Regions from separate parts of the Homo sapiens genome. Here region 1 is linked to region 2. The links are chromatin loops, found by intact Hi-C in ENCODE. Cell type or tissue: ascending aorta. All regions are shown on one strand.

What was found. Peaks named below come from ENCODE experiments on the same cell type or tissue, not always from the same donor. Only the 100,000 strongest peaks of a DNase experiment are listed, where the experiment ranks them.
Region 1: a loop joins it to region 2, with 4 times the contacts of the local background. A loop is called at or near these places in 9 of 110 quality-filtered maps.

The regions. Positions count from the first base shown.
Region 1 is chr19:34,354,840-34,362,839 of GRCh38, reverse strand. It overlaps GARRE1 (granule associated Rac and RHOG effector 1), which reads right to left. Exons shown (of 14, transcript NM_014686.5): 14 at 7,274-8,000. It also overlaps a transcript of GPI not described here. Among named protein-coding and RNA genes, the nearest start is that of GPI, 6.4 kb to the left of the region's middle. RefSeq lists an enhancer at 2,314-2,920. In ascending aorta, a CTCF peak has its summit at 3,638 (motif pointing left); a DNase peak (open chromatin) is centred at 3,409; H3K4me3 peaks cover 1,584 bases; H3K27ac peaks cover 2,344 bases.
Region 2 is chr19:34,498,405-34,506,404 of GRCh38, reverse strand. It overlaps WTIP (WT1 interacting protein), which reads right to left. Exons shown (of 8, transcript NM_001080436.2): 8 at 1-6,276. The coding sequence ends at 6,136. Among named protein-coding and RNA genes, the nearest start is that of WTIP, 21 kb to the right of the region's middle. RefSeq lists enhancers at 153-653, 654-1,154, 2,165-2,986, 7,247-8,000 and a silencer at 4,536-4,595. In ascending aorta, a CTCF peak has its summit at 4,698 (motif pointing right); DNase peaks (open chromatin) are centred at 1,414, 3,324, 4,714, 6,114 and 3 weaker places; H3K27ac peaks cover 1,945 bases.

The sequences.
Region 1 (8,000 bases), 140 kb after region 2:
CTGCAGCCAGCAGCAGAAAGTCTCTGCTTTTTATGGTGTTAAGCTGCCTGTCAGAAAGGACAGACCTGAGCTCTAGCCCCTGGTCTTGAGGAAAATAACGAAGAGAATGATCCCCACAGAGATGTCAGAGTGAATCTCACAGTGCCCAGGTTCCTGGGGCCAGGCCACCTCTACCTGCAGCTAGAATGTAAACCAACGATTCCCTTTAGTGTCTGTTTGGAGTTCAGTTGTCATTCACAACTCCAAGTCTTTCCAAAGATGTTACGGGTGTTCACCTTTCCACTGCCACAGTCTTGTCCAGTGTCCTCTCCCGACCACCAGGAACCCTAGAAACAGCTTTGGGTATTGCGAAAGAGGCAGGAGGTGAGGCCTCTGATGATTGCCATTTCAAAGGTTTCCCCTGCCTTTTAATCTTCCATAATGTACACCTCTGCAACTTGGCCTCTGTGATTCCCAGAAGCTTCAACTATTCCAGATTTCACATTTACTTTGAAACTCCAGTTACATGGATTTTCTTTTTTTCTTCTTTTTTTTTGAGATGAAGTTTCACTCTTGTTGCCCAGGCTAGAGTGCAATGGCACGATGTTGGCTCACTGCAACCTCTGCTTCCCTGCAACCTCCACCTCCCAGGTTCAAGCAATTCTCTTGCCTCAGCCTCCCTAGTAGCTGGGGTTACAGGCACCCGCCACCTCACCAGGCTAATTTTTTTTTTTTTTTTTTTTTTTTGAGATGGAGTCTCCCTCTATCACCAGGCCAGAGTGCAGTGGCACCATCTCGGCTCACTGCAACCTCCGACTCCCTGGTTCAAGCAATTCTCCTGCTTCAGCCTCCCGAGTAGCTGAGATTACAGGCATGCAACACTACGTCCAGCTAATTTTTGTATTTTTAGTAGAGTTGGGGTTTCACTGTGTTGACCAGGATGGTCTCGATCTCCTGACCTCGTGATCCGTCTGCCTCAGCCTCCCAAAGTGCTGGGATTACAGGCGTGAGCCACTGCACCCGGCCTAATTTTTGTATTTTTAGTAGAGATGGGGTTTCACCATGTTGGCCAGGGTAGTCTCGAACTCCTGACCTAAGGTAATCCACCCACCTCGGCTTCCCAAAGTGCTGGGATTACAGGCATGCAACACCGCGCCCAGCCTGGATTTTCTATGTTAGCAGGAAACTAGGTTCCTATCTGGTGGGCCATAAATCACAGTGGCTACAGGGAGAAAGCACAGAAAAGTAAGAAGAAAAGTCTAATCCAAAGCCATTTTGGATTAGAAAGTACTAATCCAAAGCCATTCATCATCATACTACAAAACTACCAACACGGCCACTACTCCAGCCAGGTTTACTACGTGCACAGCTCCATGCTAAATCCTTTCCATGTATCCCTCATGGCAGTCCTATGAAGGATACCCTGTTGTCCTCCCCATTTAACAGAGAGGTTAAGAAATGTGAAATGAGGCCGGGCACGGTGGCTCACGCCTGTAATCCCAGTACTTTTGGAGGCTGAGGTGGGTGGATCACGAGTTCAGGAGTTCGAGACCAGCCTGAGCAACATGGTGAAACCCCCGTCTCTACTAAAAATACAAAAAAATTAGCTGGACGTGGTGGCGGGCACCTGTAATCCCAGCTACTTGAGAGGCTGAGGCAAGAGAATGGAGTGAACCCAGGAGGCAGAGCTTACAGTGAGCTGAATCATGCCACTGCACTCCAGCCTGGGCGACAGAGCGAGACTCTGTCTCAAAAAAAAAGGAAAGAAAGAAATGTGAAACAAGGCCGGGTGCAGTGACTCACACCTGTAATCCCAACACTTTGGGAGGCCGAGGCAGGTGGATCACTTGAAGCCAGGAGTTTGAGACCAGTCTGGCCACCATGGTGAAACCCTGTCTCTACTAAAATTACAAAAATTAGCCAGGCGTGGTGGCGGACACCTGTAATCCCAGTTACTGGGGAGGCTGAGGCAGGAGAATCACTTGAACCCGGGTGGCAGAGGTTGCAGCGAGCCAAGATCATGCCACTGCACTCCGGCCTGGGTCACAGAGTGACACCCTGTCTCCAAAAAAATAGAAAGAAAGAAATATGAAACAAGCCACTCTGCTCTTAACTAGAGAATCAACCCAGGCTGCCTGGTTCCTTCCTGAGACCTGTGCTCCTGCCAGTTCCTCTTCAGTCCTAGGAAAAAGGTGGAGGGAAAGTGGAGGAGCAGGCAATCCCTTTCTCCACTCCTCATCATCCCAGTTATGTCTTATTAGTTGAAACAGTGTCTCGCTCTGTCACCCAGGCTGGAGTGCGGTGGCATGACCATAGCTCACTGCAGCCTTGAACTCTGGGCTCAAGCGATTCTCTCACCTCGGTCTCCTGAGTAGCTAGAACTACAGGCATGACCACCCCGTCCCGGCTAATTTTCTTATTATTATTATTTGTAGAGACTGAGTTGCACTGTGTTGCCCAGGCTGGTCTCAAATTCCTGGCTTCAAGAGATCTTCCTGCCTCAGCCTCCCAAACTGTTGGGATTACAGGTATGCGTCACTGTGCCTGGCCATAAGGTCATTTTATATTCTGTTGTCTATCACCATCAGTACAATCACTACCATATGCTGAGCCAAGTCCTGCCGATCGCAGAGCTTAGGGCTCAGAATCCCCAGGATCCTGGGGGGTAGTGAAGCTGGGAGGGGTCATGCCCCCAGGCCAGGGACTGACCAAGGAGAATCGAAAGGAAACCTAGCCCAGAAATTCCAAGAGAACATGCTGCAGAGCCGGACACCTTCACGTGCCCCCAGCAAGATGATGTGGCCCTGAGAGAGGAGCGGACCAGAGGGTACACCTGACAGCAGAGGCAAGTTAGGAAGTCCGGGGACAGTCCTAACTCTGGATAGCAAAGATTTAATTTCAAGCATAAGGCAGCCCTGGAAAAGCAATTGACTGCCACTGAGTATTGATGAAGCTAGCACTTACTGCAGGCTGTGGCGGGCACAGTTCCAAACAAGAGCCCCGTTCTAAAGATGGGGAAACTGAGGTATCGGCATTTAGACATCACAGACCTTACTTCAGGGCCGCTGGACAGGGGTCAGGCAGGCCCTGGAGCACAGGTGGCCATGGGAGTGAAGGCAGAGGGACTGGGGCAGAGGACTGGTGGGGTGGTCAGTTCTGGGGCCTGAGCTGAAGAAGTCGGGAGCGGGGCGTGGCGTGGCGTTTCCACGCCCATGGATTTTAGACAGCTGTTCCGGGGGAGGAGGCGAGCCCACCGAGGATGCTGAGTCATGTTGACCGGCGAAGGCGAGGGGACCACGCCTCTGGAGCTACCGGGGTTGGCTCATCGCCTCCGGGGAGGCCACGGAGCAGGTGTAGGCGGGGTTGAGCGCAGGCGCGGATGGGGCGGGGGTAATGCGCACGCGTGTGCGTGTGGGCCAGCACGTCCGGGTGGTCAGGACGCGCGCTTGTGCGCATGTCCCCGCGCAGGGTCGGGCGCTGGGGTGTGGAGACTGAACCTTGCAGACACCCGGGTCCGCACGTCTGGGATGGACGTGGTGAGTGCACGTGCGCACGCGCTGCGTAGGGGCGGCTGCGCTCATGCGCACATCGGGAGTGGTGCTTGGAGAGGCCACCTACTCACCGCGCCCCCAAGAGGCCGGGGGTTTGTCCCTGGTGTTGGCCCTACCCTGCGCGATCCAGTCTTGTCGTTTCGGGGCTTCATTACCAGAGCCCCGTGAATCCTTTGCTAGATGCTTAAAAACATTTTCCCCATTGTACATAGCTGTTTCCACGAGAATAAAAAGCTTTACATTTATTTGAGGCCTGCTTGGGCCTATCCGCAGCTCCACCGTAGTGCTAATCCCCTCCCAGTCCTGGAACAGCCCAGATGATGTATTTAATAGTATTCTTTTAGCCCAACGCGAGAATGTTTTCGTCTGGTTGTTTTTGTTTTTCGTTTTTAGAGACAGTCTCGCTATATTACCCAGGCTGGAGTGCAGTGTCAAGATCTCGACTCACTGCAGCCTTGAACTCCTGGGCTCAAGTGATCCTCCCACAGTGCTGGGATTACAGGCGTGAGCCACCGCACCCGGCCTCTAGTTCTGTCTTTTTGCTCAGTATTAGAATTCGTAAGTTCTGGCCCCAGCAACTCGTCCTTTCATCTGTCTCAAGTTGCACTGTGGTGGTCACAGGAGCTGTCCTGCACCTTGCACATGTGGCCATGAACAAGACTCGCTCCTTGCTCTCATGGGGCCTTCATTCCAGTGAGACACAAATGCAAACACAAAATTCCAGAAGAGTGCTGAGTGCTATCATGAGAAACGAAGACAGGCTGGAAGATGGGCTCTGACCCCAGAAAACCGATGGAGAGGCCCAAGCAGCCTTGGGAGCAACAGGCAAGTTGGAGGACACACGGCAAGGCTACTTGGAAGTAGGGGAGGGTGCATGGGAAACCCTGAGGCTGTGGGGGGAGAGGCAGGAGCCAGGTGAAGTCCAGGTAGATGGCAGTGGAGATGTAAGAACATGGTGGAATTTTTTTGTTTTTGAGACGGAGTCTTGCTCTGTCCCCCAGGGTGGAGTGCAATGGTGAGATCTCAACTCACTGCAACTTCCGCCTCCCAGGTTCAAGCGATTCTCTGGGATTATAGGCACCTGCCACCATGCCCAGCTAATTTTTGTATTTTTTAGTAGAGATGGGTTTTCACCATGTTGGTCAGGCTAGTCTCGAACTCCTGACCGCGGGTGATCCGCCCGCCTCAGCTTCCCAAAGTGCTGGGATTACAGGCGTGAGCCACCGCGCCTGGCCAGAACATGGTGGAATTTGAGTGTGCTTGGGAATACACTTATAGGACTTGCTGATTAGTTGAATGAGGAAATAAAAGAACGAAGAATATCTTCTGGGATTTCAGCCTGAGCAACTGGGTTGCTGGTGGATGGTGGTTCTCTTATCAAGGATGGGAAAGATGGGTTGTCTCCCCTAAAATACTGAGTTTTAAAGGCAGGGACTGTATCTTTGCAGTCCTGGCTCCTAGCAAGGGCCTAGCCCTTATATGACATTCGTGAATGTTGAAATGAATGTGACACGCCTGAAACAATCCTTCTCCCTCACCTAGGCCCACATCTCCAAGTCAATATTCCAGTACAAGCCACATCCAGTCCCCTCACTGACACACACAGGCCTGGGCCCAGGAGCTCACCCCTGTGCTGTAAGGCTAGGTGCATGTGTTATTTCCAGAGTCTACCCTTGGAGGTGCCTCAGACTCCTGGGTACCTGTCGCTGGGAGGTAGCCAGTCATGCTGTCCACATACATGCTTTTGGGCAGTAGAGAAGCTGATCATTGGGAAGGTTTATTTCCTGTCTCCACAACAGGAGGCAGGTCACAGCAGTGGCCACACAGTGCACAAAAGGCCATCCCCTCACAGCCGCATGGTTGGCATGCAGCATCTCAGCCTCCAAACTGGAAGCCCCCTATCCAAGGAGCCCCCAGGTGGGAGAGGAAGGTCACAAGCCTCCCAAGTACCTCAAGATGCCTGCGCATCCTCCCCCATTTCTCAGATGGGCCAAGGCCTGTGAAGCCCTTGCAGTAGTAGCTCAGGTGTAGCATCTGCTCAGCTTCCCTCCCCACTCATTTGCACACAGCCAGAGCTGCGGGACTTCTGCCCTCTGGCCTCCAGCACTGCTGTGAATCAGAACTAGTCAAGAGAACTGGGTGCTTGTGTTAAATGGGAACACTCTGGAATAAAATATGGGCTTTTTTAAAGAGATGGGGTCTCACTATGTTGCCCAGGCTGGTCTTGAACTCCTGGCCTCAAGCAATCCTCCCAGGTCAGCCTCCCAAATTGCTGGGATTACAGGCGTGAGCCAGCACACCCAGCCCCTGCTAGCTTTTTAATATGAACTTCCAGTGTATTCTTGAGCACTCTCAGGCAACATGGCCGTTACCGAGCAACTTTGTCCTGAGGTGCATTTGGAAGGCTCTGGGACTTGGTCCCCATGCTCAACTTCAGGGCACCTTGGCAGAAAGAAGAGTGGTTCCTACACCAGCAGCTTATATATTAATGCCCACATTACTCCATTTTCTTCAGGTCGTCAAAAAAGGTTCCACTGAGGTGCTGTCTTTCTGTAAATGAAAATGAGCTGAAATGCTCCTGTGACCTGCCCTCCATTTGTGGGTCTCATGATACTATCTTTCTTCTGCTTAACACGATGGCATCATCCAGTGAGACAGGTCCTGTTTTTGTTTTTTTCTTTTTTTCTTTTTCTTTTTTGAGACAGAGTCTCACTCTGTTGCCCAGGCTGGAGTGCAGTGGAGCAGTCTTGGCTCACTGCAACCTCTGCCTCCCGGGTGCAAGCAGTTCTCCTGCCTCAGCCTTCCAAGCAGCTGGGATTACAGGTACCTGCGACCATACCACCTAATTTTTTGTATTTTTAGTAGAGATGGGGTTTCGCCATGTTGGGCAGGCTGGTCTTGAACTCCTGACCTCATGATCTACTGTCTCAGCCTCTCAAAGTGGTGGGATTATAGGCGTGAGCCACAGTGCCTGGCTTTTTTTTTTTTTTGGAGACAGCCCCATCGTTCTGTCGCCAGGCTGGAGTGCAGTGGTGCGATCTCGGCTCACTGCAACCTCTGACTTCCTGGTTCAAGCGATTCTTCTGCCTAAGCCTCCTGAGTAGCTGGGATTACAGGCACACGCCACCATGCCCGACTAATTTTTGTATTCTTAGTAGAGATGGGGTTTCACCATGTTGGCCAGGATGGTCTCGATCTCCCGGCCTTGTGGTCCACCTGCCTCAGCCACCTACAGTTCTGGGATTACAGGTGTGAGCCACTGCGGCCGGCAGAGACAGGTCCTTCTTATCCCTGTAAGGCACAGTATCTCTGCCATAGATTGGGTCCCTGGTTTGGGAAGAGGGTAAAACAAGCCCTCATTCTTGGGTCTCGTCATTGGACAAGCTGGCTGGGCAAGTCACAGCATCCACATTTGGTGGAACATGGGTGTTGGTAGACCCCAACCCAGAGAGCTTGCACCCTTGCAGAGGACGTCTCCTTCACTACTGCACTGGCTCCCCCTGCACAGGGGCCTAAACCAGCTTGGGCCTTAGGGAAGCCAATAGGGGAGGCGTAGCTGCTTGTTCTCCCTCCTGCCCATCCACTTCAGCTCACCGTAATATCCCAAGTGGTCTTCCCCTTGCTAGAATCAGAGGACAGGCTGACCTAAAAACCAACTCAGTATGCAGCTTTTCAAAGCAATGAGTCAGGCAGGGCTTTTGACATAATGTCCTCTGCAGTTCATTTTAAACAAGGATACAAAGTATTATTAAATGTATATTTTTAATAAAGCCAATAGTTATTTTACTTATAGGAGCTTTAAAAGATACAAAATGTAGAGTTCCAGTTTGGAAGCATTGTAACTATACACACAATGTCCTGCTGATGCCCTAGCAAGGCACCCACGCCCAACCATGCAAAGGACACACACGTTCACACATGCACACACATGCGCTTTGGCGAGACCCCTCTGCCAAGCGCAGCACCTGGAATTACCAGTGTTCAGAGCAAGGCGGTGCCGGGAACACAGCACCTACATGGAGACCACACAAACGGCTTCACACAGTCTCACAGCCCATGGAGATGCAATTAGAAAATGTCTTCCTTAATAGAGAAAAACAAACTGGAAAGTGACAATTAGTGACGTCACCTGTGCTGGAGCATCAAGGATTGACCTCTGTCCAAGGTGAGGCCTTTGGAGAGGCACTATTAAAACATGAGTACTTCAGTATAATGGAACTCGAAATACAGGGTACTGTGGACACATTACTGAAGGAAATAGAAAACTATCTTACAAGTAGAACAGCCATAGACAACTTTAACAGAGATTAGTGTGCACACCGTGACAGCTAACACAGACAAGAGCCACGCAGGGTTGGTGCAAAGCACGTGCCTGAAAATGTCTATATACAAAACAGTTCTTTGTAAACATGGTGAGGTGAATGCTCAGAACCACGGCAAAAGATCATAAATACAGGCAGCAATGCATCC
Region 2 (8,000 bases):
TAAAAAGTTAAAATTCCCTGGAAGAGTCTGTTTTCACCAACTTGCAAGAAGTGAAAGAGCCGATTTCTTTCTGTTTATTCTTTAAAAGGTTTGGCCTGCACCCTCAGTGCACACTGTGGAAGGACAGCCCCATAGTCACAAGGGCTGTTCAGGGACAGAGCTTCCCATCCATCCAATCCACAGCCAGGAATCTTGACGGCAGCAAGAGAAAAGTCACTCATCACCTCCGAGAGAGGCTCCGTGAGAGACACAGCCAACTTCTCATCAGAAACCATGAGCATCTGAACACGCGGAGTGCACATTCAGAGCGCAGAAGAGAAAGGGAACTAGGCTGGGCAAGCTGATGGCAGGGCTGGTCCAGGGACGGGCTGGGACTCCCAGCCCCAATCTGTTCTCAGGGACGAGAAGTCCTGGCTGAGATCCACGCAGCTCAGGAAGGTGGTGACCCCAGGCCATGGGTCCCGCTGAGGATGCCTGGAAATCCGCATCAACCCAGCTGGCTCAGGTGGAGATGGAGGCTCCGGGACAGTGTGGGATGGGAGGAGGGTGAGTAAATGCCAGGCCCGGTCCAGGGCCTCTCCCTGGCCTCCAGCCTGCAGCCCACCCTAACCCTTCCTCAGCAGGGCTGATCACTATCAGGGATGGCCCAGGTGCTGTCAGAGAAGAGGGTGAGCCAGCTGTGTCCTGTGTGCCTGTGACAGGTCCCAATGGCAGGAACTTCAGGCAGGGAGGCAGAGATCCCACACAGTCCTGTCACCATGGCAGGGCAGGTGTGTGACCCGGGCGGGTTCACGTGCGCAGCGTGGAGAGGAGTGTGCGCTGGGTGTAGGACAATGGGCGTGGCAGGTGGGGGGAGGCACAGGTGGGTGGGTGTGACAGGCACACAACCATCACTGCTGAGCACCTCCCTACAAAGCGCCAGGGGGCCCAGGGCTACCAGTCCTGAGGGCCCACAGGGGGGCTGGCATCCCTGGGGAATCCTTGGGCCCTATGCCCTCCTGGCAGCCCTGTGACACATGCCCCAGGTCTGGGATGGTGGCCCAGCAATGCCCTCAGGGCCAGGGAAGTGGGTGGAAGGAGAGGAGCCGCGTCCACACTCCTCCTGAGTTTCCTGAGCACTCTCCAGGATCCCAGGCCACCCTGGGGTATCCGGCCAGGGACTAGGAACCTGGCAAGGGCCTGGGCCTGAGATAGGTGAGCTCCTTCCACCACCTCAGGCCTCAGGGCCCCTCCCACCTCTGAGCCCCCACCCAGGCTGGCTCCCAGAGTCCCCCATCATCCCCATGAAATGTGTGCACATGCCCCTCTCCCAGGTCCCCACCAGCCTCTAGGGAACACGCCTACCATGGGGGCGGGGTGGGGGCAAAGCCTCCAGAGCTGGGCTGGGTGGAGGCTGCAGGTGGCCCTGATGCTCCCCCCTCTCCCAGACCTGTTCTTGATCCCCACCCCAAGGTTCTCCTGGGCCCCACAGGCTGCGCCTACTCCTAACCCTGCAGCCAGCAAAGCCCTCACCCCTCCCGAGTGTGGCACCGGAAGTCCTTGCTGGCCTCCTGGCCAGATGAGGGCTGCCAGACCGGACGAGACAGGACCCCGTGATGGGGAAGGGCCTTCTCTCGGCCTCTGCTCACGAGCTAGAGACCAGCCTCAGGGTGGGGCTGGGTGGGAGGGATGAGCACAGCTGCACCCTACCCAACTCACCCCAACCCCCAGTCACCCTCTGGCCCACACTGCTCCCCACACCTCTGCCCAGGTCTCATAAATCCTGCCCAGTGGCCCCTCCCCACACAGCCCCCCAAGAGCAGTTCCACTTGGGATTGTCATGGTACCTGCAGCTCAGCAAGCTGACATCTGTGCTTCCCACCCCAACAGGGGCAGGGAGCCCGGATGAAGAAAGAATGAGGGCAGAGGGCACCCCATGCCCAAGACCCACCCACCCCAGGACCCTCCAAGAGGCCATCAGGGCGACGCCAACACACACACAGACACACACACACACACACAAACAAACACACAATTACACCCCACAGTGTGGTCACTTACAGGAGGTGAGCCTTTTCCACTGGTGGGTCAGGCCTCAGTGGGGTCACTGAGAACCCACCAAATCCTCCCAAATCCCAGCGTCAGGGCTCTGTTGGTCTCGCTCCAGTTCAATCCCTCTCTCCCTCTCTCTCTGCAGCTTATCCTGTCTCCGTATCTTTCCCCCTCATTCTCGGAGTCACTCAGTCTCCCTCTTAAACAACAGGTCTCTCTCCCACTCCACCTCCCACCATCTCTCCCAATCTCTCTCATTCATTTTCTGAAATATTCAATCCCTTTCACACACGACTTTCTCCGTCTCTCTCATTGATACACACACTCTCCCCCCATCCCTGTCTCTCTCTCACACACACACACATGCACACACACACGCACACAGGCAGACTCAGCCCTCCAGGGTCTATGTCTCTGAGCTGAGCCCCGCTGAGAGGCAGGCTTGTCTGGGGATTGCAGGGAGCACTCACGCCCACATAGGATGTGTCCACGTGGACAGCGCTTGGCCCTTTATGTACCCACTGTGGATCCTTCACTAGGCAACCAGGCTGGACTTGGACCAGTGCAGGTGGAACTAAGCCAAGACCCTGAAGGCCAGGGCAGGGTCAGCTCCAGCCTCAGCACTCGCCCTAATCCAGGCACGGTGGAGAGTAGCGTGAGCCACCAGGCGGGCCCAAGCTGAAGAGCTCACCGCATAGCGGGGACAGGGATGGCAGGAGACTTGCCACTCAGACCAGGGAAGGATGACAGGGACCCCAGGCACAGGCACAGGTGTCAGCAGAGACCACATCAGTGGGGGTCCCCTTGGGCAGGTGGGGGGTGGCATCCAGGGCTGGAGGGTCACAGGCCACTGGCATGGCTCAGCCCAGTTCTCACACAGCATCCTCCATCTCTATAATCATGGGGTCAGTGTCACCCCTGGGCATGAAATGGAGATACTGCTGTTGGCAAATGAGCTTGGAGAGCAGAGGCCAAGACTTCTGGGTGTCAAGTGAGGTGTCACAACTGGGGCCTGACTTCATAGAGGCCAAGGTTTCTTCATAGAGGAAGAAACCCCGGGAGAGTGGCTCCCACGGAGGGAACTGCCATGCACAGCTCCGGGGGAGGAGGTGGAGCAGTGGCCACCAGCCCTGACAGAAGGCAATGCGGGGCCCAGGGGCCCAGAAAGAAAGGGCAGAGTGTGGCCTGGTGAGGCCACTGCCCCAAGGGCCTATGCAGTCCCTTGACTGCGACCTTTGACAAAGTGTGTTACTTGGGTGGGGTTGGGGGGACTCCAAGCTGTGATGACTCAGGCCAGCTGGCAGGAGCGTGCATGGTGACCGGGATGGAGCAGGGTTCAGTGAAGCAACCCCATGGATATAAGCACAGGGCCCACCATGGCACATGCAAAGGAAGGGGAGGAGAAGGACCGGGTTGGCAACAAGGAGAAACCCGGCTCAAAGCAGGTTTGAGGGAGGAAGCAGAGAGGACAGTTCAGAGGACAGCTTTGCAACTGACCAGTTAGAAGGCAAAGGAGCCCAGGCCAGGCACGGTGGCTCAAGCCTGTAATCCCAACACTCTGGGAGGCCAAGGTGGGCTCGCTTGAGGTCAGGAGTTTGACACCAACCTGGCCAACATGCTGAAACCCCCTCTCAACTAAAAATACAAAAAGTAAGGCCAGGCACAGTGGCTCACGCCTGTAATCCCAGAACTTTGGAAGGTCAAGGCGGATGGATCGCTTGAGGCCAGGAGTTCCAGACCAGTCTGGCCAACATGGTGAAACCCCGACTCTACTAAAAATACAAAAATTAGCCAGGCCTGGTGGCGCACACTTGTAATCCCAGCACTTGGAAGGCTGAGGCAGAATGCTTGAACGTGGGAGGCAGAGGTTGCAGTCAGCCCAGATCACGCCACTGCACTCCAGCCTGGGCGACAGAGCTAGACTCTGTCTTTAAAAAAAAAAAAAAAAAAAATAGCTGGGCGTCATGGGGCACACCTGTAGTCTCAGCTACTGGGGAGGCTGAGGCATGAGAATTACTTGAACCCTGGAGGCAGAGGTTGCAGTAGGCCCAGATTGTGCCAACGCACTCCAGCCTGGGCGACAGAACGAGACCCTGTCTCAAAAAAAAAAAAAAAAAAAGCCGGGCACAGTGGTACACACCTGTAATCCCAGCACTTTGGGAGGCTGAGGTGGGTGGATCGCCCCTGAGGTCAGCAGTTGGAGACCAGCCTGACCAACATGGTGAAACCCCATCTCTACTAAAAATACAAAATTAGCCGGGCGTGGTGGCGTGCGCCTGTAGTCCCAGCTACTCGGGAGACTAAAGCAGGAGAATTGCTTGAACCCGGGAGGCGGAGGCTGCAGTGAGCCAAGATTGTGCCACTGCACTCCAGCCTGGGTGACACAATGACACTCCGTCTCAAAAAAAAAAAAAGAAAAGAAAAGAAAAAGCAGCTCAGCTAGCAGGAGAGAGCCAGCACCGGAGCCTCCACGCCTGGACTTTACTCTCTGGCCCCAGTGGGATCACCTCCTCCAAGAAGTGGCCCCTGGTCCTGCTGAAGGCCCCACTCTAAGATGCAGCGCTCTCCACGCTGTGTAAGTCCCTGGCTAAGGCTCCCTGACCACCCCTGTACTTGCCGGCTCAGCCCACCAGGTGGCGCCCGCGCCATGCCTCGGCCCTGCTGGACTCCGAAGCCGCCACTTCCCTGCGGGCGCCTCCTGGTGTTTGTTCCCTTGGGCTCGGCCTGGACAGCCCTGCTGGTTCCCGGAGCCTAGCCCAGCCCCGCGAGTGATTCACAGAACTCACACCTGACGGTGGGGGAGGAAGGGGAGAGCAGCAGCCAAGAGGTGGGTCCAGGCTCTCCCAGGGGCGAGTGACTTCAGTCCAGATGTCCCCTGAACCCCTGGGGATTCCGCATCAGGACCAGGGCCTCCCATGTCCAGACCCCACATTCCCGTCAGTGTGTCCCGGGGAGCACGGAGGGACCTCCACACTGCATTTCATGGGGCGACCGCCCTTAACACCCGGACACACACGGAACCCCACACTACCCTAAAGTCTGAAAGGTGGACACGCGTGGCGAAGTTTTAGAGGAATTTCAGGACAAAAGTCCTGAAACCACAAGGTTCTTACCACCTGAAAACCAGCTCCGTAACAGACAAACTAGACACTTGTGAGTTTGCCGGCATTTGCTTTAAAAATAACAAGGCTGGTCCAAGATCTTAGAAGAAAATTATATTCTTTTAAAGAAAATGAAAATATCCTCAAGGGAAAAACTTAATTTAAGTCAAATCTTGTCCTTTTGTCGTGGAGCCCCTTGCCCCGCGCGCAGACACAGGCTTTCCTGAAGCGTGGCCAGGGCGCCCCTCTCATCGCTCCTGAGCGTGACCCGGGGCTGGAGCCGCACGGGGATTTTCCCGAGCTGAGCAGGGGGGTCGGGGGGCCCAAGCCAGGAGCCCTGGAAGAGGGAGCAGGGCGGCAACTGGGGCCGCAAACACCCATCAAAGTCCCCAGGACCAATTCCCACAGACACCACGTGGCCACAGGCAGTGCCCTTTGCAGGCCCCCTCCCCAAGGGTGTCACCCCTCACCCCCTCCTGGGACCCCGCCTAAACCAGGCACCCTTCCACCCACCAGCAGGAACTGCGCTAGGAGATGCAGGAACACCCATGTCCCCGCCAGCCCCGCCTTCCAGACCACACCCTGCCCGGGAGTGCGCTTTGCGAGGTCGGGGTCGGGGGGGAGGGCGGGGGCCAGGCCCCTGAACAACAGACAGCAGCTCCCACCCAGCAATGCAGCCGGGTCACCTCGCACCCCTGGCCAAGGCAGGGGCCCTCTCCAGCCTGGTGACCCACGGCCTACCCTGAGGCTGCAGGGCACAGGGGGCCTCCAAGTGGAAAGCTGGTGATGGGGTGGGTGGGAGGCAGGGCCCGCAGGGAAGTGACTTGAGCAGGCACAGACGGTGAATAAATAGAAGCTTCCACGCGGGGGTCCGGCCCCTGCAGACAGCAGCTCGGTGGGAAACTGATTGGAGGGAGCTCCCCTGACGCTGACCAGGGCCACCCACGCGGGCCCTCCCTCCACACCCACACCCACCCCGGCCCAGGGACGGGTTTTCCCCTGCTCAGAGCTCAGTGACGTGCACAGTGGGTGAGGGAAGAGGCCCAGGTTGGAGGCGCCGCAGGTGGCAACGACGACACAGTAGGTGGCCCGCCAGGGGATAGCAACGGCGTCCCTCCTCCCCGCTCAGCTGCAGCCCGCAGTCCTAGGGAAGAACACAGCCCCCAGCCCCAGAGTCAGCAGACAAGCGCACATCAGAGGTCACGGGACGGGGGAGGGACGGAGGGGAGGGGCAGATCTGCAGGGTGCCGCAAAACAACATGAAGACTCTTCCGCCGGGCGCAGGGGCTCACACCTGTAATCCCAGCACTTTGGGAGGCTGAGGCGGCTGGATCATCGCTTCGGTCAGGAGTTCGAGACCAGCCCAGCCAACATGGTGAAACCCTGTCTCTACTAAAAATACAAAATTAGCCGGGCATAGTGGCACATGCCTGTAATCCCAGCTCCTTGGGAGGCTGAGACTGGAGAATCACTTAAACCCGGGAGGCAGAGGTTGCAGAGAGCAGAGAGCCTGCCATTGCATTCCAGCCTGGGTGACAACAGCGAAACTCCATCTCAAAAAAAAAAAAAAAGACTCTTCCTCTGCCAGAGGGGGTATGGGAAGCCCGGCGTGGAGCACTGGAGACTGGAGCTGCCTCTCAGGTATCCAAGAGGAAGTCACTGGATATAAGTCAGACTGCGGGGAGAGGGCTGAGCAGTCAACATGGGTGTCAGCATAAAAACCTGATGGTTTGGGTGTTTTTTGTTTATTCGTTTGTTGTTGTTTGAGACAGGGTCTCTCACTGTCACCCAGGCTGGAATGCAGTGTCTGGATCCCAGTTCACTGCAGCCTCGACCTCCAGGGCTCAAGTGATCCTCCCACCTCAGCCTCCTGAGTAGCTGGGACCACTGGCGCACCCTGCCACGCCCTGTGAATTTTGTTTATTTTTTGTAGTGATGGGGTTTCATGTTGCTCAGGCTGGTCTAGAACTCCTGACCTCAAGTGATCCTTCACCTCGGCCTCCCAAAATGCTGGGATTACAGGCATGAGCCACCGTGCCTGGCCTGTTTTTTGTTTATTAGACAGGGTCTCACTCTGTCGCCCAGGCTGGAATGCAGTGGTGCGATCTCAGCTCACTGCAGCCTCAAACTCCTGGGCTCAAGCAGTCCTCCCACCTCAGCCTCCCAAGCAGCTGGGACTACAGACATGTGCCACCATGCCCGGCTAATTTTTTTCCCCTTGTATTTTGTAGACATGGCGTCTTGCTATGCTGATCAGGCTGATCTTGAACCCCTGGCTTCACAACCATCCTCCCACCTCGGCCTCCCAAAGTGCTGGGATTGTAGGCGTGAGCCACCGCACCCAGCCAAACGTGATGGGGTTTTTTGTTTTTGTTTTTTTTGAGACAGAGTCTCGCCCAGACTGGAGTGCAGTGGCATGATCTCAGCTCACTGCAAGCTCCGCCTCCCGGGTTCACGCCATTCTCCTGCCTCAGCCTCCCGAGTAGCTGGGACTACAGGCGCCCGCCACCACGCCCAGCTAATTTTTTGTATCTTTAGCAGAGACGGGGTTTCACCGTGTTAGCCAGGATGGTCTCGATCTCCTGACCTCGTGATCCGCCCGCCTCGGCCTCCCAAAGTGCTGGGATTACAGGCGTGAGCCACCGCGCCCGGTCACGTGATGGTTTTTAAAGACAAAACAGGAGACCACCTCTTCCAGGGGGTGCAGATCACTAGAAAAGAGAAGACGGCAAACAGCAGAACCTTCCATGAGGAGGTGGGAAGAGAACAGGCCTGGGCAGAAGAGACTCAAGGAGAAACGAAAGTGAAGACAACCACAACCTGGCAGCCCCGAGGGCAAAGTGAAGCAAGTGGGTGGAGGAGGGAGCG